Linked DNA regions of Mus musculus: region 1 is linked to region 2. The links are chromatin loops, found by intact Hi-C in ENCODE. Cell type or tissue: heart. All regions are shown on one strand. Links, peaks and the distances in the headings refer to the core of each region. The heading gives the core; the rest is flanking DNA. Region 1 overlaps Pcbp3 (poly(rC) binding protein 3). Region 2 holds the start of Pcbp3 (poly(rC) binding protein 3).

The links. Hi-C counts contacts between places; a loop is a spot of excess contacts. Peaks named below come from ENCODE experiments on the same cell type or tissue, not always from the same donor. Only the 100,000 strongest peaks of a DNase experiment are listed, where the experiment ranks them.
Region 1: a loop joins it to region 2, with 2.5 times the contacts of the local background. A loop is called at or near these places in 5 of 42 quality-filtered maps.

Annotation. Positions count from the first base shown.
Region 1 is chr10:76,827,682-76,843,526 of GRCm38, reverse strand. All of the region lies in intron 2 of Pcbp3 (poly(rC) binding protein 3), which reads left to right. Among named protein-coding and RNA genes, the nearest start is that of Col6a1, 110 kb to the right of the region's middle. In heart, for the core only: no CTCF peak of the experiment used is centred there; a DNase peak (open chromatin) is centred at 7,666.
Region 2 is chr10:76,956,597-76,972,441 of GRCm38, reverse strand. It overlaps Pcbp3 (poly(rC) binding protein 3), which reads left to right and starts at 10,495. Exons shown (of 16, transcript NM_021568.2): 1 at 10,495-10,694. Gm35664 (a long non-coding RNA gene) reads right to left here and starts at 10,301. Exons shown (of 2, transcript XR_380584.1): 1 at 10,267-10,301; 2 at 9,840-10,066. Gm35721 (predicted gene, 35721) reads left to right here. Exons shown (of 5, transcript NR_168652.1): 4 at 5,992-6,082; 5 at 6,461-7,350. In heart, for the core only: a CTCF peak has its summit at 10,534; DNase peaks (open chromatin) are centred at 7,701, 8,261, 10,421 and 11,121; H3K4me3 peaks cover 2,388 bases; H3K27ac peaks cover 3,245 bases; H3K27me3 peaks cover 585 bases.

The DNA.
Region 1 (15,845 bases), core at 2,890-10,889, 130 kb after region 2:
TTCCTTCCTCTCTCCCTTCCTCCCTTCCTCCCTCCCTCCCTCCCTTCCTTCCTTCCTTCCTTCCTCTCTCTCTGTCTCTCTCTCTCCTTTCTTCCTTTATTTCTTCCTTCCTCTCTCCCTCCCTCCCTCCCTTTCCCCCCCCCTTCTTTTTCTTGTCTTTTCTTCTGTCTGGGAACGCTAGCCTATGGGATGACACCACCCACTTTCAGGCTAGATCCTTCCTTCTTAGTTAAACCTCCTTAAGTCACCCTGAAAAACATGCCCAGATAAATATCTCCCAAGTAATTCTAAACTCCATCAAATTGCCAGTGAAGGTTAACAAAGGATGTCAGATACCGCCAGCAAAGATTGTCATGTCTTGACCCTGTGGTGATACACAGCCCTATTGTGGGGAAGTAGTTTGCATCTCCCCTCCCACAATGGTATCTGTGCCAAGGTATTCCTTATATATCTGTGCCTTGGTCATCCTTATCCTGGCACCGTGGTGGCCACATGGGACATCATCATACTGTAGTCTTGGGACACCTGCCTCAGTTTTGGCCTGTGCCCATCTGAGAATGCACAGCCTAAGGGTGTCCCCTACTAGGGGTTTGGCTCCCATCAAGAAAGGCATAATTGTGACCTTTTATTTGCATGCATGGGAAGCTAAATGCTCCCTCTATCCAAGGTAGATCAATGGAAGGAAACTAATTTGAGCATTCTGGATGGGTGGTAGTAGTATCAAAGAAGAATTTGGAACTGGACTATAGGAAGATAACAGTGGGGTCCGAGTCTTTCCTTCTGAATCCCCTAGATCCTTAACCCTTAACTTCAGACAGACCAGCCAGTAGTGGACACTGGAGTCACAGAACTTACAAAATGAGTCTTATTCCACCTATCATCTATAGATAGGTAGGTAGGTAGATAGAGTATAGGTATAGGTATAGGTATAGGTATAGGTATAGGTATAGGTATAGGTATAGATATAGATAAAGGGGATTTATTAGAATGTCTTACAGGCTGTGGTCTAGCTAGTTCAACAATGGCTGTCTATCAGTGCAAGCTTCAAGAATCCAGTAGTTCACTCCATGAGGCTAGATGCCTCAGCTGGTCTTCAATATACACTGGAACCCTGAGCCAGTAGGCGATAATGCCAGTGAAGGAATGGACTTGCTAGCAAGGCAAGAGCAAGCAGGCAGAGCAAAGGCTTCCTTCTTCTGTGTCCTCTGATAGGCTTCTAGCGGAAGGTGTGGCCAAGATTAGAAGTGAGTTCTCTCAGCTCTAAAGGTCGGTCAATGTAGAGCTAGGAGTGCTTGAAGAGGATGTGACTTGTTTCCCCTTTTGTCTGCAGTTGAAGCAAACACCAATGCTCTTGACATGACCTTGGCCAGGTAGGGTGTACCTCATCCCTGCATCTGATCTTGCCTGCATGTAGGATGGGCAGCTCCCTCTGCCTTCCCTGTGCATTTAGAAACTAGGAGGCCTAGAGAAGAGCTGGCAAGATGGCATGAAGAGACATCAAGAAAACCTCCTTCATGTCTTCAGGGACAATGTCCCTGGGATAATTTTTCTTCAATAGGTGTCAACCCTGTTCAGAGTAAGTGTGACCCATCTGATAACCAGCAGGAGAAGGAAGGCCAGGTAAAGATATGGTCACAGTGCTGGTGTGACAGATTCACATAGATGAGGGAGGGACTCATCGCTGATATCTGGGCTTCTTCAAGTGGTTATGAACTGTGGCAAGGAAGAGAGCTTGGGCTGCCATGGGGACCCCACAATCTGAAGAAGAGAAACAGAGGTCAGGTTGTGAGGCGTGTTATCGAGAGTGCACCACAAATACCTTCCGTTCTTTTCCCCTCTGCCAGCAGACAGTGGCATCCTGGAATCATTCGCTATTAAGATAGTAAACGCACTCCCATGCCTCTCTTGTCTCCTATTTTTACTTTAGGATTGTGTGAGGAAAATTTATCTATTTGTGTACCATTTTGCAAATTATAGAGTACTTCCTGCAGCCCTGAAAGGTGGATATTTCATGATCCCCATTTAGAATGAAGAGCCCGAACTGAGAGGAATTGAGTCACAGGATTGGCAGTGGGAGGAGGAGTGGGAGGTTCTCTGCAGAGCAAGCCTCCAATGGCCATGGTCCCAGGTCTGGTCACTGCCTCCCAGAGTGCATCTGTGCCAGGTTCTACTCCTGTCTGTTGACCCAGGGTTTCAGGCAGGCTCTGTCCTCCAAGGATCTGTGTTGGCATTGCCATCTGCTTCTTAGATGCCACTGTAACCAGCATCCTTCTCATACAGATGATGCCTGCTCTAGGATCCCTGAATTTCCTTGCTGCTCATCTTTTGAGAGTTTTATATTTGTGAGCACAGCCAGTTCCTTTTTGAGAAAGTCACAGGTTAGAAGGTAATTTCCAGGGAGCGCTTTCCATTTATGAGTTCTTACTTTTGATCAAGATATATAGGGGGTTTGTTCATTGTAGTGCTCTAGAAACATTGACTATTGCGGAAGTTAATAAGGCTTACCAACCCAACAGGATCTAGGATCTCCTAGGAGACAAGCCTTTGGACAGGTCTGCGTGGAACAGGCTGGATTAGCTTAGCCTCCAGCCTTGCTTGTGAGAGATTATCTTGGTCAATTGAGGTGGGAAGTCCCACCCCGAAATTGGCAGGACCATTCCCTGCACTTAGGTCTAGACTGCATGGACAAGAAAAAAGCTAGTTGGACACTGGCAGCTGTCACTCTCTGCTTCCGGACTGAGGATTCAGTGTAGCCAGCCACCCGTACTTTCCCAGCATGATGGCCTGTGCCTTTAATTATTAGCCAAAGTAGACTTCTTTGTCCCTTAAGCCCTCTCTTCTTTATCAGGGTAATTTATCATAGCAGCCGGCAAAGTCGCCAATGCAAATGACATTTGTAGTTACATATTATTTTTCATTTTTATCTCTGTCTAGAATTTATTTTGATGACCCTCCAGTTCAGAACTCAAGCTAGAAAACAGCTCTTGCTCTAAGCATTTCCAGTAGCAAGCACTCCCTGCGCCCACATTATTGTTCCACAAAGTGACCGTGGGCCGGAAGGGAGGAGGAAAGGGCCTGGCAGCAAAGAGGGCTCACTGGGTCAGAGTGGCTCTTGTTCCGAACCACACGACCCTCCCTCCTGCCTTTTAAGTGATGTTAGAAGGTCTTTAGAGAGAGGGAATGAGAAAGTGAAATTCAGAAATGTTTTGAACTAGATGAAAATTAAATCACAGTGATATGAATCAGTAAAGTATAAGGAAAGATTGAAAACAAGGTGACTTCTTAGAGAAGAAAATTAGGCTGTCTGACAGAGAGGGGAGAGGAGAGCAGACCAGGTTCCAGTTATCTTGAAGGGCACACTTGCAGTGAGCTAACATCTTTTTACTAGGTAGCAAGCACTTCCTAAAGCTTCCGACACCTCCCAGTAGAACCACAGGCTGCCAGTCTAGCCTTTGGCATCCAGGCCTCAGGCGGACATTTAAGATTAAAAATTGTAAGCAGACAAAAACTACCCAAAAGTCACAAAGCTAAGAGATCATTATAGAAAGAGTTTGAGATATAAGATTAATATGCAAAAATAAGTCAAAGTACTATATGCTAGTAATAAACAAGCAGAATTGAAATTAGAATCTAATACCACTTTAGCAGGACCCCCCAATACTTAAGCAAACACACACACATGCATACACTACACACAAAATCTATATGTGGCCAACTGTTAGAAAAAACTGATAACTGAATCAAAGAAAAATTAACTACATGGAAAGATATTCCATATTCAAGGATTGGATTCAATATTGTGATAATGTCACTTTGTCATGACTTGATGTAGAGTCACCCCAATAAAATAAATATGTTTAGTAGTTCTATTTTGGACACTGACAAAGTGGTTCTGAAGTTTATTTAGGGAAAGAACTGACCCAGAGCAGTCCAGTGGAGGAAAGAGGAACACAGCAAAATGATGTTACTGACTTCAAAACATTCTCTAAAACGTGATGACAGAGCTCAGCAGAAAGAGATCACCACCAGGGTCAATGGAGAGATCGCCCACCCCCAGGCTCAACAGAGGTCGCTACCAAGCCTGATGACCAGAGTTCAATCACCAGGACCCACATGGAGAGAGGAGAGATGTAATTCCCACAAGTTTTCTGACCTATGCATATGTGCCTTGATATGAGTGTGTACACATTTCCACACTCGTGTGTGTGCACACACACTAATCAATAAATGGAATTAAAGACTTTAAACTACAGTAATGATGATAATAATTGTGTTGGTAAAAGAATAGACAAGTTCATAACTGAGAAGATCTCAGCAGTAAGTCACATGGATATAGTCAGCTGATCTTTGGTGCACTTAGGCAAGACAGCAGCTGGGAAACTCTGGCATCTACAGGCCCCTCCGTCCAAAAGACAGCAACTCAAAATGGACCTAATGTAAAACACAAAACTAAACTGGAACATATAGGAGAAAATCAAGATGGCTTTTAGTTTTCCTGAGAGGATGTTAAAGTATCAATTTATGGGGGGAAAGAAGTGGTTAATTTTGGTAGAAGTTTTCTGCTTTATAGAATATGATTCTGTTAGGAGAGTGAAAAACTGAGCCCCGGACTGAAATATTTATAAAAAAATGGCTGTTACAGGACTATGACGGAAAACACAGGGAAAACTTCTTCAATTCAGTTACTGCACCAGAAAGGATACTTATGTAGCCAATATATGAAAGAGATTTCCCACATTATATCTCATTAGGGAAATTAAATTAAATTAAAATGAGATATCACTACACAGCTACCAGAATAGCCAAAGTACATAACATTGACAATATCACACATTGGCAGAAGTATGGAGCACTGAGAATTCATATTCATTCATTCATTCATTCATTCATTCATTCATTCTCTCTTCCTCTCTCTCTCCTTCCCCATCCTTCTTCCTGTCTCCCTTCCTCTGTTCTCCACAGTGAGAAACAAAATTTCATAGTCATTTATGAAGGAAGACTTTATTATTTGTCACTTATGAAGAAGAGTTTCTTGCAAATGGCAATTGTATTTTACAACGCTACCATTAGGCTCCTGGATATCAACCCAAATGAGCTAAGTTATGCCCGTCTAGAAGTCTGTACATGAGCTAAGCTATGCCCGTCCAGAAGTCTGTACATGAGCTAAGTTATGCCCGTCCAGAAATCTGTACATGAGCTAAGGTATGCCCATCCAGAAGTCTGCACATGAGCTAAGCTATGCCCGTCCAGAAGTCTGTACATGGATGTGCAGCAGCCTCACTCATAACGGCCAAAAGTGTAAATGCAACAAGAGTGAATTCAATGAGTGAAGCCATAGGGAACTATGGTACATTCAGACGATATGGTTCGTTTTTCAGTGTTAGAGAGAACTGAGCTGCCAATCATTCAAAGACATGAAGAAATCATACTTAGTACCGAGTGAAAGAATATGCCAAGAACTGTATGATCCAACCGCGTGCTGTTTTAGAAAAAGCACAGCTACAGACACAGAACAAATGTGAGTGATTGCCAAGAGGTTGAGGTTGGGAAGGATGCGTGCGCAGATTACGGAGATGTTTTTAGTGCCGTGAAATTAGTCTATGTGGTACTGCAATCGTGGGTACACATCATTATACCTTCTCCCGAAGTTGAATAATATACAACAGGCATAAATCCTGATGGAGAATGTATTTCCAAAGGGAACGATATATCATAGTTGGTGATAGCAAGGGTCCTCTGGTGGGAGGTGTTGATAATGGAGGGGCTGTGAGTGTATAAGAGGATACATGGGTACCAGTCTCTTGTGAGGCCAAAACTAATCTTTGAAAGTCTGTTAAAGACAGCGAGTGGTGGTGGCGCACAACTTTAATCTCAGCACTCAGGAGGCAGTGGCAGGTGGATCTCTGAGTTTGAAGCTAGCCTGCTCTACAGAGCGAGTTCCTGGGGAGCCAGAACTACACAGAGAAAATCTGTCTCAGAAAGGAAGAGAGGGAGGGAGGGAGGGAGGGAGGGAGGGAGGGAGGGAGGGAGGGAGGGAGGGAGGGAGGAGAAAAAGAGACGGGGGAGTCTATCAGAAATTAACAAAAGCAGCTGGGCAGTGGTGGTACACACCATTAATCCCAGCACTTGGGAGGCAGAGGCAGGCAGATTTCTGAGTTCAAGGACAGCCTGGTCTACAAAGTGAGTTCCAGGACAGCCTGGGCTACACAGAGAAACCCTGTCTCGGAAAAAAAAAAAAAACAAAAAACAAACAACAACAACAAAATTAACAAAAGCAATCATATTTCCTGAACACTGTACTGGGACAGCAAGGAGGGCTCCCTTATCTCCGAGGGAGGCCATGATTTTGTTAGTTTTCCCACGAAGAGAGACTGTTCTGGATGTTGTTCACTGGTGAGGCCAAGAGGCTGACCCATGCATGCACTTTCTCACCCGTACTGACACAGCAGAGACTGCATCTGGCTCAGTGCTTCCAATGGCACCGGCACTTGGATGTTGGCTGGGTGGATGGGTGTGTCATTGACCTGTCCATCCATTTACAGTAGAAATAGCGTGGGCTTGTCAAGGGGTTAAGTTCCCTTGTCTCTGTGACTTTAAGTCCCCAACGGCAGGCTGACGCTGCGGTTCTTCCAGGGGCTATTTGTCTGGAGTGGGTGTGGTCCTCAGAGATCCTACCTGACCTTTCCTGTCCAAGACCAAGGAAGAAACCAAAGTGCGTGGTTCTGGTGCCTGGCAAGTGTCTCCACCCCAGTGTTATGATTATTTGTGGGTGGAAATGTCCAGCTGTTACATGACAGCACCATGGCCTTGTGAAGCAGCCTGGGGCAAGAGTTCCACTGGTCACATCAGTTGGGGTTCATGATCGTGTTTAGGTCCCCTGAAATGGGCGTCTAGCAGTCGCTGCAGACCAACATTGACTGCTTTCTGCTTTCTGCTTTAGGCCCCTTTAGGCAAGGACTGAGAGAATGTTCCTTACACATTGTAAGATCTTCTTCCATGGAACCCAGAATCCCTCTCAGTTCCCCTTTCAATTGTGGGCTTTGCTCAGCAAGCATCTTGGACCTACAGCCTGAACCATACATTTCCAGCAGTCATTGTCATAAATGTCTAAGCCTTGAGGGTACCACGGCCACAGGGACAACATACCCTGCTGACCCAGGCAGGGCTGACTATCAGAAAACTGTACCCACTATTCCACATTCCATTTTGCCACTTCGGTCTTTGATGCTTTGGAACCCCACCCCCACCCAAATAGCAAGACTGGGCCTTGGTGCTGCCTACAGTGAAAGTGAATGGTGTCACAGAAAGGCGTCATTGATCCGGGAAAGTGGTAACAGGCCATGGGCACTGACTGAAGTCACGCAAACACTGTGACACCTTGTTGAGATGAATTAGGCCAGCACACACTTTCTAGACTAGCCTGGAAGGAAACAGTTTCAGTTCTGTAGCGTGGTTCACTTCTGCCCTGGGAGCTAGAAATAGCTGTGGGCGATAAAGTATGGGAATGTGGGTGATTCCTGTTCACATTAGAATTATAGAGGCAGGTGCTGTGAGGGCTCAGTGCTGGGCTGTAGCCAAAGCCCAGGGCATAGTTTTGACTTTGAGGAAAGGGAGATTGCTGTGCGTGAGCAGGCCATGGTGCTCTGCTGCCACCTAGTGGCACTGATTCCACATACGCAATGACTCCTGGTATTTTTATAGTTTGCGCTTCATCAGCAAGGGTTATGAGCATGTGTTTCTGGAGTTGTTAAGTATGGAAGTCCTGCTGACCACAGCACCCAGACTACAGTAGCCAGCCTTCTTTGGGGAGGCTGGGGCTGCATCTGGGGTTAGCACCCTCACGTGCAGGGCACAGATCGGGCCTACGGCTGTGAGCTGTGTAGAGAGCCCTTAGTATATTTCATCCATCAGCTCATGGTCAGAGCTAGCATGCCTGAAGCTACATCTCTGCCGGCTTGAGTTTTTCATGTTTCTGAGGTAGAATTGCTTCTTCAGTGTGTGCTTCGTTAGTTGTGTCCCTGAACAGGCTTCCTCCTCTCTTTGCTGCGCTCTAAGCTAGACCTCGTCCCTGGAGTAAGCAAGAGGAAAGTTTGCTCAGTTAAAGTTCGTTCCTTGGATGGCTTCTGCTGGAAATCATCGTCTGTTGTAAAAGGACCAGTCATTATTCATAGCTCATAGGACGCAGCTCTTGAAATTCTCCTACCAAGGCTGGCTCACAAAGACCCTCATGGCCACATGGCCCAGGCTCATCATTGGTCCCTGGTCTCACACATGCTGGGGTCTGCAGCCCTGTGCTTGCTGCCCTTTTCTGAGTCCCCTCAGGACTCATTACTGCCAGCAGGTACCCCCATAACCACACAAGCACTTCTACTCCCTGAGCATCTCGTCCTGTTGAGACTCCCACCCAGGCATGGCTGGGAAAATCCAGAGGTAGTGGGTAAAGCCAGCTGGTTGCTGGTTCCCTTATAATGGAAGAGCCCCTCCGTGAACTGGGATGGGAAGGGCTTCATCATTAGACTGTATGGCCAAGTTGTGTTGATTCCAAATGTGCCATGCGTGGTAGGCAGATCCAAGGAATATGGCTGCCTGTGCTTATTTGGCCCCACCTTTTCTTCCAGCCTGTGGGTAGACTCTGGGGCAAGGGGACATGGGATGAGGTTGTGGATCTTCATATTCTATTCTGAGATGGAAAACATTTCGGGGTTCCTAGGGAGAAAGAAGGCCACACATATCTTTGCTCAGAGCTTGTGAGTTGTGCCTAATTTACCACCTCAGCTTCTGGCCAGCCATGACCTTCCTACCATAGCTCTCGCCCCGTGAGCCCCTTTCTCACCAGCCTGTCCACATTTCCTCCACACTTGAGATTATCTCTGGGCTTTTTGCAGTATACAGTCAAACCTGGCATGCTGAAAGCATCAGATAGTTTGCTAGACATTCATAGTAAGCAGCCAGGCCACCTGAAGCTACATGTGCGTCTTACAGTGCTTCCTCACTAAAAACCCATGTACGAAAAGAAACTCCAGAAAATTCTTGTTGCTTTGGTGCCTGCTGATGACCCTCTCTGCCAGCTCAGATGCCCTAGGCCTTTGCAGTGTGAAATTCACCCTCCTGCCTGTCCTAGAAGCTGCTCTGTTTGCCACACATAACAAAGGGGAAGCCTGCTTTAACTTTCTGCAAACTGGAAGGTGGTGGTCCAGACCCTGTTTCACCAGGTTATGGTAACTGGCAACAGCTTTAGCTCTTGCCTGCCAACCTTACAGCCACAGCCCAGTGCCCTGCCCGCATCTTTGGACCCCAGTGTTTCAAGAGATTTTCTCAAAGAATGTGAGCCAGTAGCTGCAGGTACCATCCTGAGCCCTGGGCAACAGGAGGCTACCTTCACCTGATGTTTCCAGGGCCCCCACGGAGGTCCTATGACCTGTATCCTGATTTAGATGAGGTCTGTGCTGAGACAGTGACCACTCCGTCACACCCATAGCCGCAGCACAGCAGCATCTGAGCAGATGCACACCCCGGGCTGCACATCTGGGCCCTGCAGGCCTAAGTATCATGCGTGCTGACTCCTTAGAGGAGTTCTGGCTCCCTTCTCTGCCTCTAGAGCCCCTCTCTAGAAAGCTCTTGAACACACAGCTTGACAGAAGCCTCTGATGGCACCAAGCCGTATTGGTATACTATATATAAAGACAGAAGCTGAACTTATGAACAGTAAGCTCATTTACAGGGAGACAGGAGTCCTAAGTGAGTCTTAGAGAATATGATGCTGGAAAGGCTGCACCATGGTGTGTGTGTGTGTGCGTGTGTGTAATGTATAAAACTTGTATATATGCATGTATATGCATGCATGAATGTATGTATGTTCATGTGTTCTCCACCTATCCTTTAAATGGACTTTTAATGATTGAGGAGCTATTCTCTGAACAGTTTCCCGAGTTAGAGGAGCAGGCCATCCTGGGACAGCCAAAAGGCTTGCTCAGTTTGTCCCTCTCTGCCCAAACCGTGAAATAGCGGACTCTTCTCTAATAAAGTACTTGTCTTTTGTTATTTATGGAAGACATACTCTTAATGAGAGAGAATCCTTACCAGTAAGTAGTTGGGGAATTAATCAAGATAATGGCATCAGCTAACATGATGCTGAACATAATTCAGAATTAGGCTTTTTCCCCAATGGGAGAGGAATCAAAGGAATGGACTCAGCCTCTGCTTTGTTCCTGTTATATACAAATAAGCAGCCCTCACCTTCTCCCCTCTCCTGGCCCAGGCAGCTCCCCAGCTCAGCAGCAGCCTCTCTATAGTACCCCAGTGCAGGCATCCCTACCCAGCCTCTGCAGCAGCAGCAGCTGTTTTCCTCTGGAGTCCATCCTGCTCTCCTTGATGTCCATCCTTCCTGGCCCCATTTTAAAAAAAGGTCTTCTGAAGGCTTTGTAGCAAGGCTGGTCTAATGACCTAACCCTGGCTCACCAAGGCTGTGGCCATGTCCCAAGGCTTGCCAAATTGACTGTTTAGAAACCCAGCCTCATGAGTCCTTGCCCAGTATAATAATTCCAGCATTCCTGGGGGCCTTCACAGGCACTATGACAGAATGATGGTACCAAGGGTGTGCTCACTGCAGCCCTCTGGTCTCATCCTATTGGTATCCACGTCATAGCTCCTAGATACTTTTGGTGCCTGATGTTTGTTTGGCCCTGCAAACCCTACCATGGACCCCAGTCACACAGCTAAAAGAACTATGGTGAGGTGTAAGCTCCACTTTCCTGATGAGGAAGGATGCAGGTTACCCCCTCCCATCTGTGTTTCCTGTCCTCAAGTCTGTGGCCCTCAAGGCTACAGAGAACAGAGTTCTCTGCAGAGATAAGGGGAAAGTTGCAAACTCTTTGAGAGGTTTTATTTTCTATTTTAACAAATTTGTCAACACTGTCAAGTTTCACTGTGTAGTTATTACCCATTTATAAAAGTGACTCTGTGTACGTGAGAGAAATTACACGCACACGCACACCCACACACACACACACATTCATGTGTACATGATAGGATTAGTCATTGAAAGCCTTCCTCAAATTGGCATAGAAGTAGCAGAATTTTCTAAAGACTATCACAGTTTTGTTTTGTTTTTTTACCCTGAGTACTTTGTTATACAGGCTTTTTTAAAAGCATCATGCTAAGAGGAAGCCAACCTTAAATTTTGCAACCATACTATGTTCCAAGGTGGGCCACGGTTCTGAGATTCTCTTCAGTGACAGGCCATTGAGCAAGGGCATCCAGCAGCAGGAGAAGAAACTAATGTGACCAAATTGATCTTCACTAAAACAGCCACTTGGTGCTCATGTGGGCAGTCTTGCAGGCCACCTCAGATGCTAGCCTCCCAACGTGTGGTGCACTAAGAGACTGTCTCTATCCAGCAAGTGGAGACAAAATGCCAAGCCATGGCCAGCAAGGCAGCCACCCCCACCACTTATGCCCCTTGAGGAAGGATACCAAATGATTAGGAATTTTTCTTTGTTAGTGTGTAACATTTTTCTTTATTGTCCGTTACTGTTTTGTACTTTTCTGCAAAAGATACAAACATTAATTTTAAAGCTGAATGAAAGTAGGGCTTTGTACAGTGAAGCAAGCAAAGATCGAGCTGATGGCCTGTGTAATGGCCAAGCAGAGGCCATGTTGATGGCCGACGTAATGGCCGCTAACCCATTAGTGAAGAGTTGTGAGTGGCCATTTTGTCCATGTGGCTCCATTCTGCTCGGACCCCTTTCTCCTGGTTTCTTAGTGTGTTCAGATGAGCTCCTCAGCTCTGCTTTTTGCTGATTGCCTGGATGGGCTGCAGGGAACAAGGACTGACCAACAGGAAGTACTCCTGTTTCCCTTGGATACTTGGCTTGCCCCTGAGCCTGGCTAGATGCTTCCAGACCTCAGGCATCTGGGCGCGCACCACGTCCTGATTGGTTTATTCCTCATGGCACAGTCTGTATACTCACAAAGCACCTGAGGGTGTTAACTGTGGCTGCCATGCCCCCAAGGACAGTGTGACATACTTGGTCTCTTCACCCTCTGAGACTGATATTATTGCCTATGGTAGCCTGATCAGCCAGACAGTCAGAATGGTTGCTGCTGTTGTTCCCAGCAGGCCTCAAAGCAGCAGACAAGGAGACAAGCAAGGGAGCTAATTTATCATTTGACCTCTGTCCCCTCCCCATTGGCATTCCCATTGTGAAGAGAAGGGACAGCCAAGCTGGCTTCCTGGACTTTCATTGTCTCCTATTCAGCTGTACAAGCGCTGGGTCTCCAGGCCTTTGAGTAACATAGGAGGAATGATTCTGTGGCTCACACTACTACTTCTTGCTGGCTAATTTAATGAATCTTTTCCTGAATGCTCTTCATGTGATGCAAACTGTCCTTTGGTTAAAGCTATTCAGCTCCACGTCTTAAGTTTTAGCCACTACATCTTACTATTTCGCTACTGTGTTTTAATCTAGAACTGGTTAAGAACACCAATGGCACCAGAAAGCTGAAACGTGCACTCTTCCACCACAGGGCTTCCTAAGGTGGGGAGCTCTTCATAAAGAAGATTCAAGCTGGCCACAAGTCTCTAAGATCCTAAGTAAAAAGATAGGCAGAACTGACCAAAGTATGCCCGAGCAACTTTGAGTTATAAACTCAAATGCAGCCGTTTTAGCACATTGTGTCAAAATAGCACTGCCCTCTGATACCTCCCCTCCCCTCCCCTCCCCTCCCCTCCCCTCCCCTCCCCTTCCCTTCTTTTTTCTTTTCTCTGTCTCTCTGTCTCTCTGTCTCTCTGTCTCTCTCTCTCTCTCTCTCTCTCTCTCTCTCTCTCTCTCTCTCTCTTTCTTTCTCTCCTTTTTTTTTTTTTTCCCGAGACAGGGTTTCTCTGTATAGCCCTGGCTGTCCTGGAACTCACTTTGTAGACCAGGCTGGCCTCAAACTCAAAAATCCGCCTGCCTCTGCCTCCCAAGTGCTGGGATTAAAGGTGTGCGCTACCACCACCCGGCTACGATACCTCCCTTTTCTATTCATATAAATCGTACCAGGGTTGATCTCTGTGACCTACAGTAAGTTGGGTTTTGGGTGGACATTTCAAATGTGCTAAGATGCCTTTGCAGTCTCCGGCCCAGTTGGTATTCCATCCTCCCTGTCTCCTCTGACCTGTCAATGTCCCTGCCTATTCACTATTGACCCCTCATTGCCTGGCGGAAGGGTTGACCATGACCCTTGCTCAGATCTTCTGTGTTTATGCTGCCTTTTCTTGCAGCTGAAGCTTCTGTGTCATATAACTGCCTCTCTGCTACTTAATTGCTATATGTTCATCACCAAACAACTTCATTGGGAGTGAAGTCTCTGGGGGAGGAGGTACCTGCTGGGTCTCACTCAGGCTTGGAGACCACATTATGGCCCTGTCCCTTCCCTCCTGTGTATCACGATGATGGACTTTTGCCTGCTCCTTGTGCTTAGCTTTTATTTTTGTAAAGTCTTTGGGTCTCCCATAGAGAGCATAGCTCTGCAGACCTAACCTGGAACTTTGACTAGGCAGGGAAGCCTGTGCATGTGTCTTCTGATATAACTGAGGGATATCCCATCCCTCAGAACTGAGCCTGTACTTAGCATAGTCCTCTTTGTTGTATATCTTTTTAATATGTGGTATGTTGTCTATAGTTTCTCCTTTTATAGTCTGCTATATATCTTTTATATCCTTTCCTTTTATAATCCTTTAGTTCTCAAGATTTATTTTTATATCTGACATATTTATATCAACATGTCTAGGACATTGGTTCTAAGACCCACCCCTTCACCCTACCCACATGGACACGGAAGTTCAGAGAGTAACTTCATACTACATATCACGGTCACATCTATCACATATGTTAAATCATCTCTGAATCGCTCGAAATGTGCAATACCCTATAAGTAGTTGTACTGTGTTGTTTACGGAGAAATGAAGAGAAAAGTACACACAGTTTCATTAGAGACTCAGGTTCACTCTCAAGTATTTTCAGCCCAGTGTCCTGCTTTGTGGTGGGTGTGAGTTTTGCCATGAGTGAAACCTTTGTTTCTTCTCCAAAGTGTAATGAGCGTCACGTCGAGAAGGTCATTTACCCCAAGAGATACTCTGTGCCTTGTTTCCTATCTACCCTAAAGGGTTATGGTGTCCGCACTAACAAGGCCAAATGTCTGATGGAGACATGTGCTATAGAAAATATCCCTTCCTGCTGGACAGCAAAATGCAGCTTTAAACAAAAGCAAAACTGCAAGGGGCTAGGTGGCTTGGTAGTTAAGAGCACTTGTTGCTCTTGCAGAGGACATCGATAAATTCCCAGTACCCACACTGTGGCTCACAACCATTTGAAACTTCAGTTCCAGGGGATTGGATACCCTCTTCTGGCCTCTGCAGGTACTGCATGCATGTGACGCACATACAGGCAAAACACTCATGCACATAAAATAAATCATAAGCAAACAAACAAAAAGCAAACACCCTGAGTGGGATACCTGGAAAGGAGATGAACACCTGATGCCTTGCACTGTCTTAGCTCCCTTGTTTCTGAAGTAAACTCTGTTCTGCTCTCTCGCACTCGATTTAGCTCTCCAACATGCTCTGAGCGCCTTCATCCTCCATTGCCCCAGCTCCTCTGAAGCACCTCCGTCCATGACTGTTAGTTCTCATGTCCATCATTTCCCAACTGGAGGCCCAGGAGTTGGTCCTGAAGCCGTCTGCCCTCACTCTTGGCCTTGCTTCTGGAGTTGTGTGTGGGCTGCCCACGCTTCTGCCATCTGCGCTGTGGCCACCACCACCATTGCTACAAGAGCCCCACAGTGCTCCCCTTCTTTCCCCTGCAAGTTTTATTGTTCCTTCATGGCAAATGGCTCTGACCACTTCACTGTAACATCAGGACAGAATCTTTATGGTCTTTTTCTTGCCCCATGTTGATTGACAGGAGAATTCTCAATGCCGATTTGAGAAAAACTGCCCTTGCTTCTAGAATTCTGAGGGCCTTGGACAGGGACCTGGGAGATGCTGCTGTTTGGGTGCTTTCTCCTCCAGACACCCATTTTAGTGTTGGCACATCACTGTCTTCAGAATGCTTGTCACTAAACCTGGAACACTAGTGAGTCACTTTTGAGGGGGTCTCTAGATGAGGCCTCCTCTGGGGAATGGCACTTGTGATGCCGGGGACAAGGGTTCCCTGGGCTGGATTCTCTCTCAGAGGTTTCACTGTGACTCTTGGGATGTTGCATAGTTCCGGCAGGACACCTGAGCAGGGCCCTGTGGTGTTCACCGCTTGTGGCTTCAGCTTCAGCTTCCTTCTCTGTACTTCACTCACTCACTTAAAGGTTCCAGTCCCCTCCCACAGCGCCTGTTCTCAGTGTGGGAACAAGTAGGCTGTGTGCTTTTAATCGCCACATCGTGCCAGTGTGATTCAGGGTGGGGATGGGATGAAGACGAATACAAGCTAATGCTGCAATGGTTAATAGAGGATCTCTTTGTGTAGGATTGGAGAGCAGACCCAGGGTTTTGTGAATGAAGGTCTTGCTATGTATTGTAGGATAGCCTTGAACTTATGATCCTCCTGCATTGGCTCTCTTAGTGCGGAAATGACAGGTGGAAAAAGCCATATCTGACTCTTACTTTGTTTAATGTGTGTGTGTGTGCCTGCATGTGCATGCATTTTCATGGTATGTGCAAGTACACATACATGTATATTTGTGTAGAATTCAGATTACTATTAGATATGTCCCTCAATATTTTTTTTTGAGAGAGAGTCTTTTATCAAAACTTACCAATCTGGCTAGGCTAACTGACCAGCAACTCTCAGGAATCCCCCTGCCTCTGCTTTCTC
Region 2 (15,845 bases), core at 4,748-12,747:
TCCTAGCAGCTTTCGGATGAAAATGCAGAATTCTCAGCCCCTCCTGCACCACGTCTGCCTGGATGCTGCCATGCTCCCACCTTGATGATAATGGACTGAACCTCTGAACCTGTAAGCCAGCCCCAATTAAATATTGTCATTATAAGAGATGCCTTAGTCATGGTGTCTGTTCACAACAGTAAAACCCCAAGACAGATACTTTTTTTCACTCTTAAAACCTTTTGGGGGCTAGGTGTAAGGTAGGTACTAGACTTCATACCTGGCACGCTCAAGACTCTAAGTTCAATCCCCAGTAAAACGTACATGCACACACACACACACACACACACACACACACACACACACCCCTAACTTAATTGCATGTAAATTAAATTCTTTAGTCTGATGGTATTTATTTATTTATTTATTTATTTATTTATTTATTTATACTCAGCCAGCCTATCACATGACTTGGTCTCTTCAAACATATGTGATTTATTTAATGGAAGATACTAAGTACAGTGTCAAGCATAACCAACTGAAGCAAGGTTGAGATGAAAATGAAGCAGTTCAAAAACTTCTACCTATTTAACAAAAAATAAAAAATAAAAAACCATGGCGCATGCAATTTAACACAATTACTAATTTAAAGTTACCAATTTAAAATTAGTAATTATGGTCCTATTTTAGGAGGCTGGTGTGAATGAATATGCTCTATTATTTCAAACACCTTGGTTTAGTGCCTCGTGGAAACTGTGATTCCAAGGGTCCCATCTAAGACGTTTTGCTTCAATAGCTGGCTGTCAAGAGCTAAAAAGAACATCTCGGAAGAATATGCAAATCGAAAATGTAAAAAGTGTGTTGCTGGCTGTACTTCCAAAAACTCACAGTATTCTTTGCTCAGACCATCTATCAATTATGCAAAGGCTTTTTTGGTGAAGTTCGGCTGGTAAATTTCCATCTCCCCCGCTCCCCTCACCCCCATCACAGTCCTAACACGCTAACCAGAAAGCACCGAAATCCTTCCTATGGAAGAGTTTTTTCCTAATTGGTCCCACATCTTAAAATGAACACGTATGATAGTCATTTGATACAGGGCACAGATTTAACAGATTTATAAACAATGTCACATGATGTCAAGCACAGTTCTGAATGTCTGTTATCACGATGCCAGTTGCGACTCTCCATTCTCCGCAGGGTAGTTCCATTTTCCATTGATTGTAGATAGCTTCATGTTTACATAGAAGGAGCAGATTGTATATACAAGATCTCCAAAGTTCTGCTAGCACTGCCCGCTCAGGAAGCTGGGAATGCTGGGGCTTTGTTCCTGCTCTGCCTTTTGATGCAGAAGGTGAGGGGTAGCAATAGCCTAGTCATGATGTCTCTTCACAGCAACAAAACCCAAACTGAGACAACGCCCATGTTCAAGTGCGTGTTGTATGTGTCTTCTAAAGCAGACTGTCTACTTTGTGAGGGACCGTTAGCTACTGATAAGGAATCTGTAAACCCCAGTCTCCAGCATCCATACCTAGAGCATCTGTCCCCAGGCCTATGGAAGTCCTCTCAGATCTCCTCCTCTGTCCCAACTCTGTCCCTTGCAGCTCAAGACACTGAGGCCGAACCACTGTCTCCACCTAGATTCATATGTTCCTTGATAGATCCTAGCCTGAGTCCCTAGACCAAGTCCTGGCAACTGAGCAAGCACACTATCCAAAGACTGAGTAGCCCCTCCCCTGGCCTGTGGCTGGCTGGAGGTGGGCTGTTTCTGAGGAGTGGTGGAGAGGCTTGGCTAGGCAGGTCAGCCCTTTGGAAAGGATAGGGCTGGCATGGGAAGTGGAGAGATCTAGATCATCTGCAGGGAGGGACAGTCTGTGGCCCTAAGGAGTAGACACAGGCCCACCTCCAGACAGTGAGGAGCTCTAGTCAGTTAGCACTGTTGGGCTCTCCCAAGCAGAGGTTGAAGAGAAGTTCTGTGGATTCATCCTGCAGCCCAGCCTCAACCGTCATGCTTCCTTTCAAATTCTCCATACCAGTCACTGCTTGCTTAGCTGCCGGCGGCTGTTCACACTCATACAGTCTGAAGGGATTTATGCAGGGAACCCTGTAAATGACTTGCATGTTGTGTCAGCTTTGCACTGCTCTGACCAGACACAAGATGTAATCAGTTTCGAAGGAGCAAAGCTGGTGTTAGGGCGATGGCTAAGTCGGTAGAGTGCTTGCCTATGAGCCGGAGGACTGGAGTTCAAATCCCTGGTACCTATGCAAAAAAATTTGGTGTGAAACTGTATGTCCATGATCCCATTGTTTGGGAAATGAGGACAGGAGCGTCCCTTGACTCTGTGACCAGGAAGCCTATCTGGATTGGTAACCTCCCAGGTTCAGTGAAGAGACCTGTCTCAAAAATAAGGCAGAGGGTGGCTGGAGTCAGCTCTTCCAAAAGACCGGTGATCCGGTTGCAGCATCCACACGGAGGCTGGCTCCAGTTCCCAGGGAGTCTGACTTCCCTCTTCTGGCCTCTGTGGGTACCAGGAATGCACATGGTGTAGGCAAATACATAGAATAAAATAAAATGAAAATAAATAATAGAAAAGAAATAAGGCGGAAAGTTGGTGATATGGTTCTTTTTTTTAAAATATTTTTTATTATTATGTATTTTCCTCAATTACATTTAGAATGCTATCCCAAAAGTCCCCCATACCCTCCCCCCCACTTCCCTACCCACCCATTCCCAGGTTTTGGCTCTGGCATTACCCTGTACTGGGGCATATAAAGTTTGCGTGTCCAATGTGTTTCTCTTTCCAGTGATGGCCGTCTAGGCCATCTTTTGATACATATGCAGCTAGAGTCAAGAGCTCCGGGGTACTGGTTAGTTCATAATGTTGTTGCACCTACAGGGTTGCAGATCTCTTTAGCTCCTTGGATACTTTCTCTAGCTCCTCCATTGGGGGCCCTGTGCTCCATCCAATAGCTGACTGTGAGCATCCACTTATGTGTTTGCTAGGCCCCGGCCTAGTCTCACAAGAGACAACTATATCAGGGTCCTTTCAGCCAACGCTTGCTAGTGTATGCAATGATGTCATCGTTTGGAGGCTAATTATGGGATGGATCCCTGGATATGGCAGTCTCTAGATGGTCCATCCTTTTGTCTCAGCTCCAAACTTTGTCTCTGTAACTCCTTCCATGGGTGATTGTTTCCAATTCTAAGAAGGGGCAAAGTGTCCACACTTTGGTCTTCATTCTTCTTCAGTTTCATGTGTTTTGCAAATTGTATCTTATATCTCGGGTATACTGGTATACCCGAGATATAAGGTGATATGGCTAAGGGGCGAGCCGCCACATGATCCTCGGAACCAGCATAAAGGTAGAAGGGAAGAAAGAACTGGCTCCACACAAACTGTCCTCAGATCCCCACAGGTCCATGGCCCCTGTGCCCATACACCGCCCAGATACACGCAGTAAGTTAATTAAAAAAAAAAAAAAAAAAACCAATAAGACATAAAGGGATTGAAAAAGACCTCTACTGTCCACATGCATCTACACAGGGCACTACACATGCACACAAACACACGAACGTGGACACACACTAAGTCACGGTTGGAAAGCTCACCCTGCGGCTTCTGAAACCACATCATCCTTTGGGCCTCAGCTCCTTTTCCTTGGGTTGCCACTTTCAGGGTCACTTCAGAGCGGTCTGTAACACATTCTTGGTCTTTGTATTTGAATGGTGGTTTAGCTGGGCGTGTGGCAGGGGCGGCTACCTTCTCAACTGTCAAACTATCAGGTGCCTTGCTCCTTCTGTAGCTTCGCTCTTTGGCTTGATCACCGCCGTCTCCACCATTTTTTTTTTTTTTCTTCCCACTTCTTTAGGCTTCCAGCTCAGTCCACGTTTCTGAAAGCAGACAGGAAGAAGAATTTGATAAAGTCTTTTATTGGGTTTAATGCAACATATTGTGAGAGACAGCAAAGGGAGTATTTCCCAGCACATTCAGGGAGCTGGAGAAGCCTGCTTATAAAGCTGGAGGTGGACCTATCACAGCTGTGGACCAATCACAACCTTGTTTTTTAGAGCTAGCCAGCTTGTGTTTGGACCAATCAACGTCTTGCTGTTTGGCACCAATCACAGTCCTGGATGCGTTTGGTTTTGGCCAATCACAGCCTGGCTTGTAGAGGTTGCAGAGATCCCTCTAATAGAGAACCAGGGATCAGTTCTTGGTTTTGGTTTTTGTTTTTTTAAAGGTAGGAATGCTTGCAGAATGATGTAGGGTTGTGGTAGCAAAAAGATGGGGCATACATTGTTTCAGACAGCCTGGGAAGAGGTTACATCGCCTTGGCAATCAGCTGTGATTGTTGTAAAGTTGTGTCAAGGCCTCTGCAGGATGTTTAAGATGGCTGGTGTTGGCATATGGGTAATCTGACTGGCTGCGAGACTGTTCCTTATTTTGCAAAAGGGAATAAGGGAGAGACCAATAGCTGCTAACTATGGAGTCAAATTGCCTATCTCCATCATCTTTGCTTATTTACAGGAAAATATATTTCAATAGGAGTGCATATGACATAAGCTTAAGCATTAAAAATGATCTTATTTCTCACCCTGAGATATGGTCTCACTATGTAGTCTTGGCTGGTCAGGACCTTGCAAGTTAGACCAGGCTGGTCTTGAACTCGCAGAGATCTACCTGGCTTTGCCTCTTAAATGTTGGGATTAAAAGTGTGTACCATCATGGCTACTGATCTTAATAGATTTTTAGCAATGTTTTAACAATGCTTTGTACCTTGTTAGTGCCCCAGGGAAAGGCAGGTGCCCCTTATCTATCTTACTGCCTGAGGAGCTAGTGTCACTGATCTTTCTGGGACCTGAGATAGAGGGGGTTGGAGTTATCAAAGAGTGGAAGAGTAGTGGAAGGTGCTGAGGACACAAACTGGCCAGGTGGTTGTCTAGCGGTCTGTACGTGCATGTGCGCATGCGTATGCGTGCGCACATGCACGCCCTCTGGAGGGACTCCGACCCCGGTTCTGAGCTGCAGCAGATGGCATTGAGGCCTGGGAATAGAAAGCTGAAGATAAGTGCCTCCTCTGCCGCTTATCTCTTTAGGAACTGAGTAGGGGTCAGCAGCAGTGGGACGCGAGGCTATAAGTCTAGGGTTCTAGGGTCTCTGGTGCTGCTCAAGTCCTTGAGGAGCTGGAGGCCGTGGTGGATGTCACGTGATCGCCACTGTCACTATGGAGGAGGAAGCTTCCCTATGGCATTTTCTTCAGATGTGAGTCCAGGAAGGGAACCAGGGTGAAAGCCTGTAGATTTATTTTGTATATGTGAGCACACCATCACTGTCTTCAGACGCACCAGAAGAAGGCATCGGATCCCATTACAGATGGTTTGTGAGTCACCATGTGGTTGCTGGGAATTGAACTCAGGACCTCTGGAAGGGCAGTCAGTGCAAGATCTTAACCACCGAGCCATCTCTCTCTCCAGCCTGCCTGTAGATCTCTTAATGGTTTGCTTTGTTGCCTAGCCTCGTCGATGGGGGTCAGACAAGTTCCTATTGGCTAGGTCAGGATCCTGAAGGCATGGACTTGCTGGACCCAGGATCATGGTGATGGAAATTGTAATTGGGAGAGAAAGGGAAGGCCCCCTAGGCTCCCAATGTGTTCCTTCCTAGCGTGGCCTGTTCGCCCTGTGCGGCCTGTGTACCCTGCGTGTAACTTTCCCTTTTCAAGGCTTATTTTTTTCGTCATTCATATTGTTGAACTTTCACCTTAAACCTCTGGAGACCATTGATTATGAAGAAGTAGCTTGTACCCACACTTACCGAGAAAAATTGGTAAAGTCTTGGTAGGGCTGGACCTCTTCCCAGCCAGCTTCTTTCTATTATAGGGATCGTCTGAATAGTCCTACGTGTTTAAATCCTCCGTGGATCTTAGAGACAGTCACATCAGTTGAAGTCTAAGAGGCCTCTAATTTTAAAAAGCAGCACGCGAGAGTGAAAGTCTGTTCTGACCCTTAATTGCGTGCAGGTAAACCGGGGTCACGCGTGGCTCTTGCCCTCTCTGGTCCGCTCAGCCTCTCCTCAGGATCTGGAGTCTGAAACATCGCGTTTCCCTTCCGGTATCTTTCTAATTACCTAGTGGACGTTTGGGGCGGGGAGGGGAGGGGGAGGATGGTGGGTGCCACGGGGCTCATGACTAAAACAGAGAGTGGTTCTAATTTTAGTCTTAATGGCATCAGTTGAGGCACAGAGAAGGGGAGGGGTGTTTGGCTGCCTTTGCACTGAAAGTCTTCCCGAAATAAAGCCCCACTGACCCCGGGGGGGGGCTCTGCTTCCACATGGCATGCACGGAGACTCGGCTTTTCTCCCATTTACACAAACACATAAGAAACCTTGCTTATAAAAAGGAGGAGACTGGAACTGCTTGACTGCAGTGAGGAAGTCTGTCTGTCTGTCTTTGCTTGCCTCTGCCTCTCTTTGTCTCTGTCTCTCTCCAGCAGTGATGCAGGTTCCAAGGCCTAAGAAGTCTCTGTTTCAGAGGAACTACTTCAAGGCAGGCTGCTGATTCACTTTTCTCTGGGAATGAGTGCCGAGAGCCGGAAGACAGCACTAGCTGTCATCCACTGGGGACAGCGAGTTGTGCTACCCAGGTCCTTCTCACAATTGGGTGTTGGAAGCTGCACGCGAGTCACCGATGGCCAGCCATTTTTTTCCTCACCCTGTAAGGTTTCCTGCTTGGCTGGACCCATGTTCCTGACCCTGATACTCTTTCCCTGCCTGTAGAAGAAACATCCAGCAAAGCACAGCCACTTGCAGGCAGTAATGCAGTGCTGGTCCCCAGTCCTTGTGCTCACTGTGGATTCCTCTAGGACTGGGGCCGGAGGAATACGGGAAGGTAAAAGGTGACCAGAGCCTTCTCAGGATGCAGAAAGCACCAACTTTCACAGAACCATGCCCTGGAAGGAGGGAGACACAAGCTACGACACCAGCTGTGAGAGAAGATTGTGTCTGTGAGAACTGGAGGCTCTCTCTGCCTTTCCCCTGGAGGTCTCTGGGTGAATGTGGCTTCAATTCATGTTGCTGGGGGCCCCTCAGTGAGAGCAGCCTCTGTAGCACTCCATCCCCGGTCACAAGGACAGGATCCTGTCAAGTGAGGGCAGCATGTGGCTGTCGCATGTGGCTGTTGCCTCTCACACTGGGCAGTGAGGCAAGATGAGAGAAGAGAGCCCCTTAATTGGCCCACTCAGTAACAATCAGATTCAGGACTAACCAGGTTAAGTTAAACAAGGTAGGTCTAGGACTCAGTCTTGATGATGGTGATGGTGGTGATGCTTGTGATTATGATGCTGCTGGTGATTGTAGTTCTTTAACAGGCTATCCAATACAGCACTGGCTTCTTGTCTTTTGATTTTCCCTATACACCCTCCCGGCTCCCAGAGTTCTCTAAGAGCAGCCTGCTTAGCTCAGGCAGGTTTTTTTTTTGAGAGAGAGAGCACAGCAGCTCTCTTGGTGAAGGGAAGGAGTTAGTAGTAGAAACAGCTAGAGATGCGCCCCTCAGCAAGAGGGGCTTAGATGTACAGCTTCTCTGGTTTTCCACTAGGTGAGGTGTCTGCTCCTGTTCCTGGCCTAGTGCAGAGGGTGGTTCTGATGGTCGGGCGGGTCCTTTGCTCCAGGAAGGCTCAGCAAGGAAGTGGAGTCCAGCTGAAGGTCAGCAGAGGCCACTTCAGGTCCTGCCCCACACTTTGTCCCTCTGCTCTCTGCCCACCCGTAGCTCTGACAGCCTGAACAGGAACAGGAGGGGCTGCAGCTGTTGAGCTGGTGTGGGCTTGGGCTGTGTTCCACCAGGGGGGAGGGGGGAGGGGGAGGCCTGCTTGTCTCAGAGGAATTGACATTAATTACCGTCTTGACTGCTTTCTGTGTGTAACTATTTTACCGGCACTTTGCGCCATCTAATGTGGAGCTAAAGGGGGCCTCCACATCCACCCCTCCAGATGTCCCAGCCTTTGGAAACTGTGGTCCCCCAGCTCTCTGGTGGCAGGGACATGTGCGGCAATCTGGAGGACCAAGTGCTCAGAGACTTCCTAGGGCTTGGTCTGACATCACAGTAAGCAGATGATAATTACAAGGTTCCTTTGCTCCCCACTCTCCACACCCCAACAAGATACCATGGAGTTATTTATAAATGCAAGCCCCCGGGTGCACTTCTCCTGGGAAGGACCACGCTGACAGCTACTGGTAGTGCTAATGGAAGGCAGGAAGCCTGCATTCGGAGGGGATGCGGGACGTGTGGAGGGAGGGTAATGGGTCAAGCAGCTGCCACACAGCCAAGGGGCGGGGCTGCCTGCCCTAGCTCTCAAAGATCTGCTGGGATATGGAAGGAAGAGCCTACTCAATTGTCTCTCGTGTCAAGGGTGGGGCTCCGAGATGAACCGCTTTTTCTCTTCCCAGGGTTGGCAGGAACTGGAAATAATTGAAAGTTGTTAGGGTCCAACACACTGCCTTGAAAACACTATCATTACTCTCCTAATGACTAAGTGTGTCTTCCAGGAGGAGATGTAGGCAGCTGAGCCCTCCCCCCAAACCCCACGGCTCCTGGAGAGTAGAGTAGGAGGCTGGCAACCTGTAATCTGGAGGGGGGGGGTGCTTCGACAGAGCCTAATGCAGCTCCAGCCTCCGGAGCCACTGTGCAGAGCCCAGGAGGCCGATGGCCCGAGCTGATCCTGGAGACACTTTGGATCTTAGTTCAAGTCCTGGTTTAGGTCTGGGTACTGCTGCTGGGTTCAATGTCAATCCCTTGTGTTCGTCTCCTAGGGGAAGTCCTTGTCTCAGGGACTCCTAGCATGCTACCTGACATGCCCTCCTCCAAATTTCCGCCCTCCTCTCTACCATAGCACAGGGCTAAGGTGTAGTAATGTGCGATAAGGCTGTCCATATGCTCTCTAGATTCTCCAGGTAAAGGTTCGTGATTTGCTGCAGCTGCACTTAGCTGCTGGGTAAGGCTTTTGACAGCTCCTGCTTGCCCGGACCCAGGCCCTTTCTTTTCAGAGGTTGTCATTGAATCACACAGGTTATGTTTGAAGACAAATAAGAGCACACTCCTTTCTGACTCATCGATCCCAAGTGACTACTGTATATGTCTGCTACAGGGGACCAGGACTTTTCCCTTCAGAGTGGATTCCAGGACATCATACTCACAGGACTCTGGGCATTCCCAAGAGCTACTTGGTTACTATGGTGAGGTTTCAGACCTACGGAGTCTTCCTGACTCTACCATAGAGATCGTGATTGTAACAGGTGGAGGGATGAGGGGACAGAGCTATGTATACACCCCTTTGCATGTATGATATATCGTTATTGGCACCGAAGTGAGTCATTGGTGGGTTTGAGGCTCAGGGCGGGATGAGTTTTGTCATCTCAGCTAGAATGTCACCCTCAACCCACTTCTCTGCTCACCCGTCTGTTCATATGACAACAAAGAAGCAACTCTGTTTCCCAGAGATGCTTCTCGAAAGTCTGGAGGTAAACATGTGGATCACTCTCTCCACCTATGAAGGGCAAAGCTTGATTTCCAAGTCCAAAGAGGCCTTCTCTGGCTGGTTCAGGTTGCTTCAGGAAGCCAGGAAGGATGACCCTGGGCTCCTGGGTATCTAGGTACTGATGGAAGGCAGAGTTCCCAGGACTCGCAGCTTCTATCAGTACTGGAATTACAAGTTGGCCTGGTTCCTTTACCTTCGTGGTGTGCAGAAAGGAATAAGCCTAAGCTAATAGAGAGCAATCAGATGAAGGAAGTTTAGTCCGATGAAAACGATAGTTAATTGACACAAAATAGAGCAGGACACCTCTGAGGAAAGGTGCACAAAAGATAACAACAACAACAACAACAACATGACATGTTTTCCCACAGCCACTACCACAGCCAGTTCTTCCATCGGCTTTGAATCGCTTGTGGACAGGTGTGCAGGCCCAGAACCTAAACACAAGTTCTACAGTCTGGGCTGTGTTGGCTTTCAAAGGCTTCCAAGCAGAGAGGGGCACCCGCGAAGGGCTGCGGTCAACGGATCAGGCCCACATAGTCGCGAAGGCTGTGGGTCCAACTGACCTCCCTAGAATATCAGCGCGTGCGAGACTGGGTGTCTGCAGTCTCCCGCTAGCTGCGTGTGCCAAACACTTGCAGAGGATGCAGGCCCCGCAGCCATCTCACAACCAAGCATCCACTCCCTTCCCTCTAGCCTTCTGGAGGCCCCGCCCCAGGCCCGGCCCTGGCCCCGCCCCGTACTGTCCCCGCCCCCGCCAGTTGACTAACCTTTCCAGAAGCCCCGCCTCCTCCCAGCCCCAGAGTGGGGCCCCGCCCAACCCTAACCGCCCTTCGACGCTAAACGGCTTCTAGCCGGAGAGCTTTCCGTGCCCTGATTGGCTGTGATGGTCACCGTTTCGCAGCTCCATTGGCTCCCGGCGCCCGCTTTCTCAGGCCCTGCCCTTGAGCGGGGGCGGGGCCAGAGGCGGCGGGCTGCGCAGGAGTGGCTGGTTGCACGGAGGGGGCGGGTCCTCGCCGCGCGCAGTGCTTCGGCCAGAGCTCGAGGCGCTGCTTACCGTCGCCTGAGCTAGGAGACGCCGCGGCCGCCGCTGGGTCGCATCGGGCTTCGCGTCGCGCCGTGTACGCCTCCTCTGCCCCACCCGACCGGCAGCATAGGCTCTACCTGGTCCGCGGCCTCCCTGTCCGCGGCGGGGCAGGTGAGTGAGTGGCGGCGGGTTGAAGTGTGTGTGGGGGGGTCCAGCGCGGAGGTAGCTCGCATGCCGCGTCCCAGGCCGGCCGAGACCCCTCCAAAGGCCAGAGGACCGGACAGTTCGCAGTCAGAAAACTTCATTCGAGCTGGGGTGTTGGGGATCCTGGGGGAAGGGTTGAGGTTGGCGATCTCAGTACTAGGGCCGGGATCCTAGGCTGAGGCGAGGGTCCCAAGCTGAGGCGAGGATTCCAGGCTGAGGTGAGGGTCCCAGGCTGAGGGCGGAGGTCCTGGGAGAGAATAGGGGGTACCAGGTTGAGGGCGGGGGTCCCGGGCTGAAGGTAGGGGTCCCAGGCCAAGACCAAGGTCCTAGGCTGAGGGCGGGGATCTAGGACTGAGTACCGAGCTCTGAGGGCTCAAGGCTGAGGTTCCAGGGCTTAGTGCAGAGTCCCAGGCTTAAAGCAGGGTGGGGGTATCCCAGGCCAAAGCGATGGTCGGAGGACTGAAGATGGGAATCCCAGAGGCATGTGTATCAGGCTGAGCAAAGGGTCAAGGGAAGCAGCTTCCCAGGCTGTGACCGGGGTCCTAGGCTGAGGCAGGAATTACTTAGAGAGAGGGAGAAAGAGGTGGGTGGGTGGGTGGGGAAGTGTGGGGCCGAGGGTCGGGCTCCCGGAATAGAGTAGTTCTTGATAGCCCCTTGGGCTTGGAGCTGGGGCCAGAACAGGGTCCTAGACAGAAGTTTCCAGTGAGGGGCTCACTCTCCAGCTCTGCATGGTCTTGCCTGTTCTTGGATTCAGGCACGGCCTAGGGTCCTTGTGAAAGTCTGACGGTAACTGGCCCTGGCCTACGTCGGGGGTCGGGGTAGAGCCACTCAGGAAAACCCAGGCCTCTTTACTCCCTCCCTAAATTCAGAAGTTGTTAGTGGGCACATTACGCTGCAGGCTTTCGGGTCAACACACAATAGCTGTGATCTCACTGGGACTTGCAAGGCTTAGACGGATGTCTTGTGATTGAGACGAGCTGGGGAGGAAAAAAAAAGGAAGCCCAGAGGATGGATGTGGGGCGAGGGCAGGGTGCGGCCTTTTCTCCTCTCCCCTCCACCGTGGTCTTCTGTTTTCTTCTTTCCTCTCAGTTCTCCTCAGGTTTTCCCCGCACCATTCATTAGAGCCTGAACAGGTAGACTAGACAGGCGCCGGTTCTCAATCTCTCTCTCTCTCTCTCTCTCTCTCTCTCTCTCTCTCTCTCTCTCTCTCTCTCTCTCTCTGATGGCCGTATTTTCTGTTTTGGGAAAGAGGTGTGTTCCAGAACTGTTTCTTATTGTCCCCAAAGTGTTTTGTTTAGTAGAAGTGTGAAGTTGTCTGGCTTCTTATTCTGCACTATGTTGTTAGTATAGGAGAATTTTAAGTTAATGGAAGGTGGGCCCCAGGATTGGCTATTTCCTTTTTACTTTTCTTTGCAGCACTACGGACTTTTAAATCTCATTAGCTTTGTATGCGAACCGATGGCACTGTAGGTTGAGAAGGGTTTTTTTTTTTTTTTTTTGGTTTTTCAAGACAGGGTTTCTCTGTATAACCCTGGCTGTCCTGGAACTCATTTTGTAGATCAGGCTGGCCTCGAACTCAGAAATCGCCTGCCTCTGCCTCTACCACGACCGGCGAGAAGGGTTTTTAGTGCCTCACCAAAAGGCATTCTGGGTGGCAGGGCTTTGGAGAAAGACCCTTGGAGGCCAGACTGCAGAGCTAGCATCCATACTCTCCCTCTGAGCCCATTTCTCTAATACAGCCTTCCTGAAATTTAGTTCCCGTTCTGATGCAAACTTGTGGCCCATTTCTCTTCTTTGGACTTAATTGTGATTTCAGTTCCAGAAAAACTGCAGGCTGTGTCTCTGCGGAGAACAGACCCCCAGTCCCCACAACAAAGACAGTTCATTATCTAACATCTGATACGACCATTTTGCTCCAGAGAGGGGTGTGTGTACATCAGTATTCTCTGGAGATGGCTGGAACTTAAGAAAGGCTGGAGGATCTCCACGTGTGGTCTTGAGACTTGAGGTCCTTCAGCAAGCTCCATCTTCTAGCTACAAGTTCAGCTGAGGCCTTCCCTTCTCTCCAAAGCCTCTCTTGCTTGTGTGTAGGTACCAATATTAACACGATGCTTGTTCAGTGCACACACTTTGGAATTTATATAACTTCATGCACACAGTCAGAGCTTAGTATTGTAAAGCTTGGGAAAAGAAGTTTCCAGGCTGGTGCGACAGCGTGGCATGTAAAAGCATTTGCTTTGTATGCCTCATGATCTGAGTTTAGTCCCTGGAGCCCTTGGTGGAAAGAGTGACTTGATTCCTGAAAGTTGTCCTCTGGCCACCATCTCTCTCCTCACAGGAGTACTTTGCCTTGTCTGTGTGCACATGTGCGAAGACAGACTCACTCAGTAGTCAAATAAGTTTGTTAGAAACAGGGTCTTTAGAATGGAAAGGGTCAGACACTATGTCTGGAATTCAGAGCTGGTGTTGCCCCAGTAATGTTCTTTTGTAGGTAGAAGAAAATTCGCATAGATTTATGATGAGTTTTTCAGGTTTGTTTTTTTTTTTTTTCCAGGCAGGGTTTCTCTGTATAGCCCTGGCTGTCCTGGAACTCACTTTGTAGACGAGGCTGGCCTTGAACTCAGAAATCTGCCTAAGTTCCAAGCACGTCACTGTGAGACAGCATTATCATCTATAAAGTTTTTCGCGCTCAATAATTTCACGATTGAGTTACAAAATAATCCTAAAAAAATTGTATAATATTCTAAAGTTTGTAATTTTAAAGTTTGTTGAGCCACATTTATGGCTATTCTTGGCTTCATATGGCCAATGCGACACAGGTTAGACATGCTTGAAACTTGAGATCTTCTTCCTATCTCAGCCTTCCAAATGATGGGACTGTAGGCATGTACCGCTGAACCAGGCCATGTTAGCTGTTTTAAAGAGGCTGTCCTTTCCGCCTTGGTGGATACCGGAGAGCCTGCTGCGCGTGTAAATTGTAAAAGTTCCATCAGGTCCTTGGAACGGTTCAGACAATAGAGGTTGGATTTTGTATCTGTTTCTGTGAGTTCTGGATCTATACCAGTGTGTCCGGGGCAAAGTCATTTCTGTGTGCACAGAAACCTCAGAGCTTTATTGTAAATGAGATGTCTGAAGGAAATTGGTAGATGTATGTTGTATATACCCTTGGTGAAGGAGACGAGTGCTTTGGAATATAATAAAAACACCTGCTCACACATTGAAATTGCCTCACTCTAAGTATTTGCTGAAAGGCTGTAGATTTTGGGGCAGCCTTTAGCCTCCATAGTGAGGACTCTGACAAGTTGTGGGTCCGCTGTCCATGGTACTGAACCAGTCGTGTGTGTCCCCCCCCACCCCCATATCCCTGGTTTCCTTCAAACTTTCTGTTCCATGAGAATGGGTTTTGGAATTGTATTTAAAATAATTTCAGAATTCACATTATTAAAGAAAAATTAGGCAGGATAGCTTTGCTGGACTTGAATAATAGGTTCCATTTAACAAACAATTGTCTCTCATTTTTAAGTGATTTTTTTTTTCTCTCCAGGTGGGGAGTTTTGGGCTAGGGATGTCAAGTAATGAGCATTAAAATTAAACAAGTGTGTGTCTTCTTAATAACTAACATCAAACAAAAAAGGGCCCTTGATTGCAATATGTACAGGTATTTGTTCTCAGGGCAGCGTGTCCCTAAACAGTGCCACTTGTAACACCCTCACACCTCTCTCAGCCTTCCCTGGAGAGAGGCTGAGAACGTGAGTCTTGGTGACTGTCAAGCATTCACTTCATGGTGAGCAACATCTAATGTTGTGTGTGTAACTTTGAGGAATGTAAACCATACCGGATAAAGTCTTTATTTCTCTTGTGGATAATTTTGTTGGTTTCTTTTAGAATTGTTGCATAGGTTAGCAGTAAGAAATGATAGGTGTCACTTGTATACAGTTTTTCACACAGTGGTAAGTGTCGTGTGTTATGGTGCTTGCCAGGGCGGTTGGGTACCAGGTAAAGAAAGGTTGCTCATCATCAGCATCAAGCTGAGAAGATGGTTTTGGGTTTTGGAATAATTACCTGAACTGGTTGTCTGGTCCTAAGTTTCTTATGGTGTTTCTTTTGTGTTTCTTATGGGATTCCCTTTTCATCCAGGTTTCAGGAGTACTCTGAGAAACTTAAAACAAGGACGCATATTCTTGCTAAATCCTGTGTTGTGATTTGGGAGCTTGTTGTGGGAGTGAAACAGTTCTTGTCATAGAGGGTCCCTCATTGGTACTGAGGAAGAGCATGTAAATTGTAAACAGGTGGCTGCACGTGGCTACACTGTGATGCTGTTGGGATGAGCAGCCTGCTGGGTATGCTGAGGGGCGATAAGCTTGGAAAATCCAAAGGTTTCAGAGAGGGAAGCAGCCTTTGGGCTAAGCCTTAAAGGATGAGTTGTAAATGTCTGGGCACAGATGGAATAAGTTGATTAGAAAAAGATGAGGAGGTTAGTGTGACTGGAAGACAGCGTTGATATGGAAGTGGGAGGGTATGTGTATGGGTATTCCCAAGGAGTTGGGATTCTGGGGTGTGTGTGTGTGTGTGTGTGTGTGTGTGTGTGTGTGTGTGTGTATGTTTGGTGAGTTAGGGATGGGCTGTGTGGTAAGGAGAATGATGGCTTCCGGACACTATGCCCTCATGCCAAAGCCTGTGATGTGTTGTGTTGCTTGGCAGGGGAATTGGGTAGCAGACAGAAAAAGGTGGCTCATCCGTTGGTTTTAAAATAGGGAGGTGATCCTGGGTTGTCACAAGCATCCTTAAAAGTGGAAGAGGGAAACACAAGAGTCAGTGTTAGAGTGATGTGAGGTGAGGGCTTTAGATTACATCACTAGCTTTGAGGGCAAAGTAGGATATGCCAAGGAATGTAGCAGCCCCTGAAAAAGGAAAGAAGAGGAAGGGTCTCAGAAAGGAGCCCAGTCCTAGATTTTAGTCTAGTGGGACACGACTCTGTCTGCTGACCTCCAGAACTGTAGGGTAACCAAGGGTGATGTTTTAAGCTAACATGCTTGTGGAGATCGGCTGCGGCGGCAGCAGGGTCAGGAAACTGATGTAGCCTGGGACCGTTTTGTGTATTCTTAGCTGTCAAGTTTC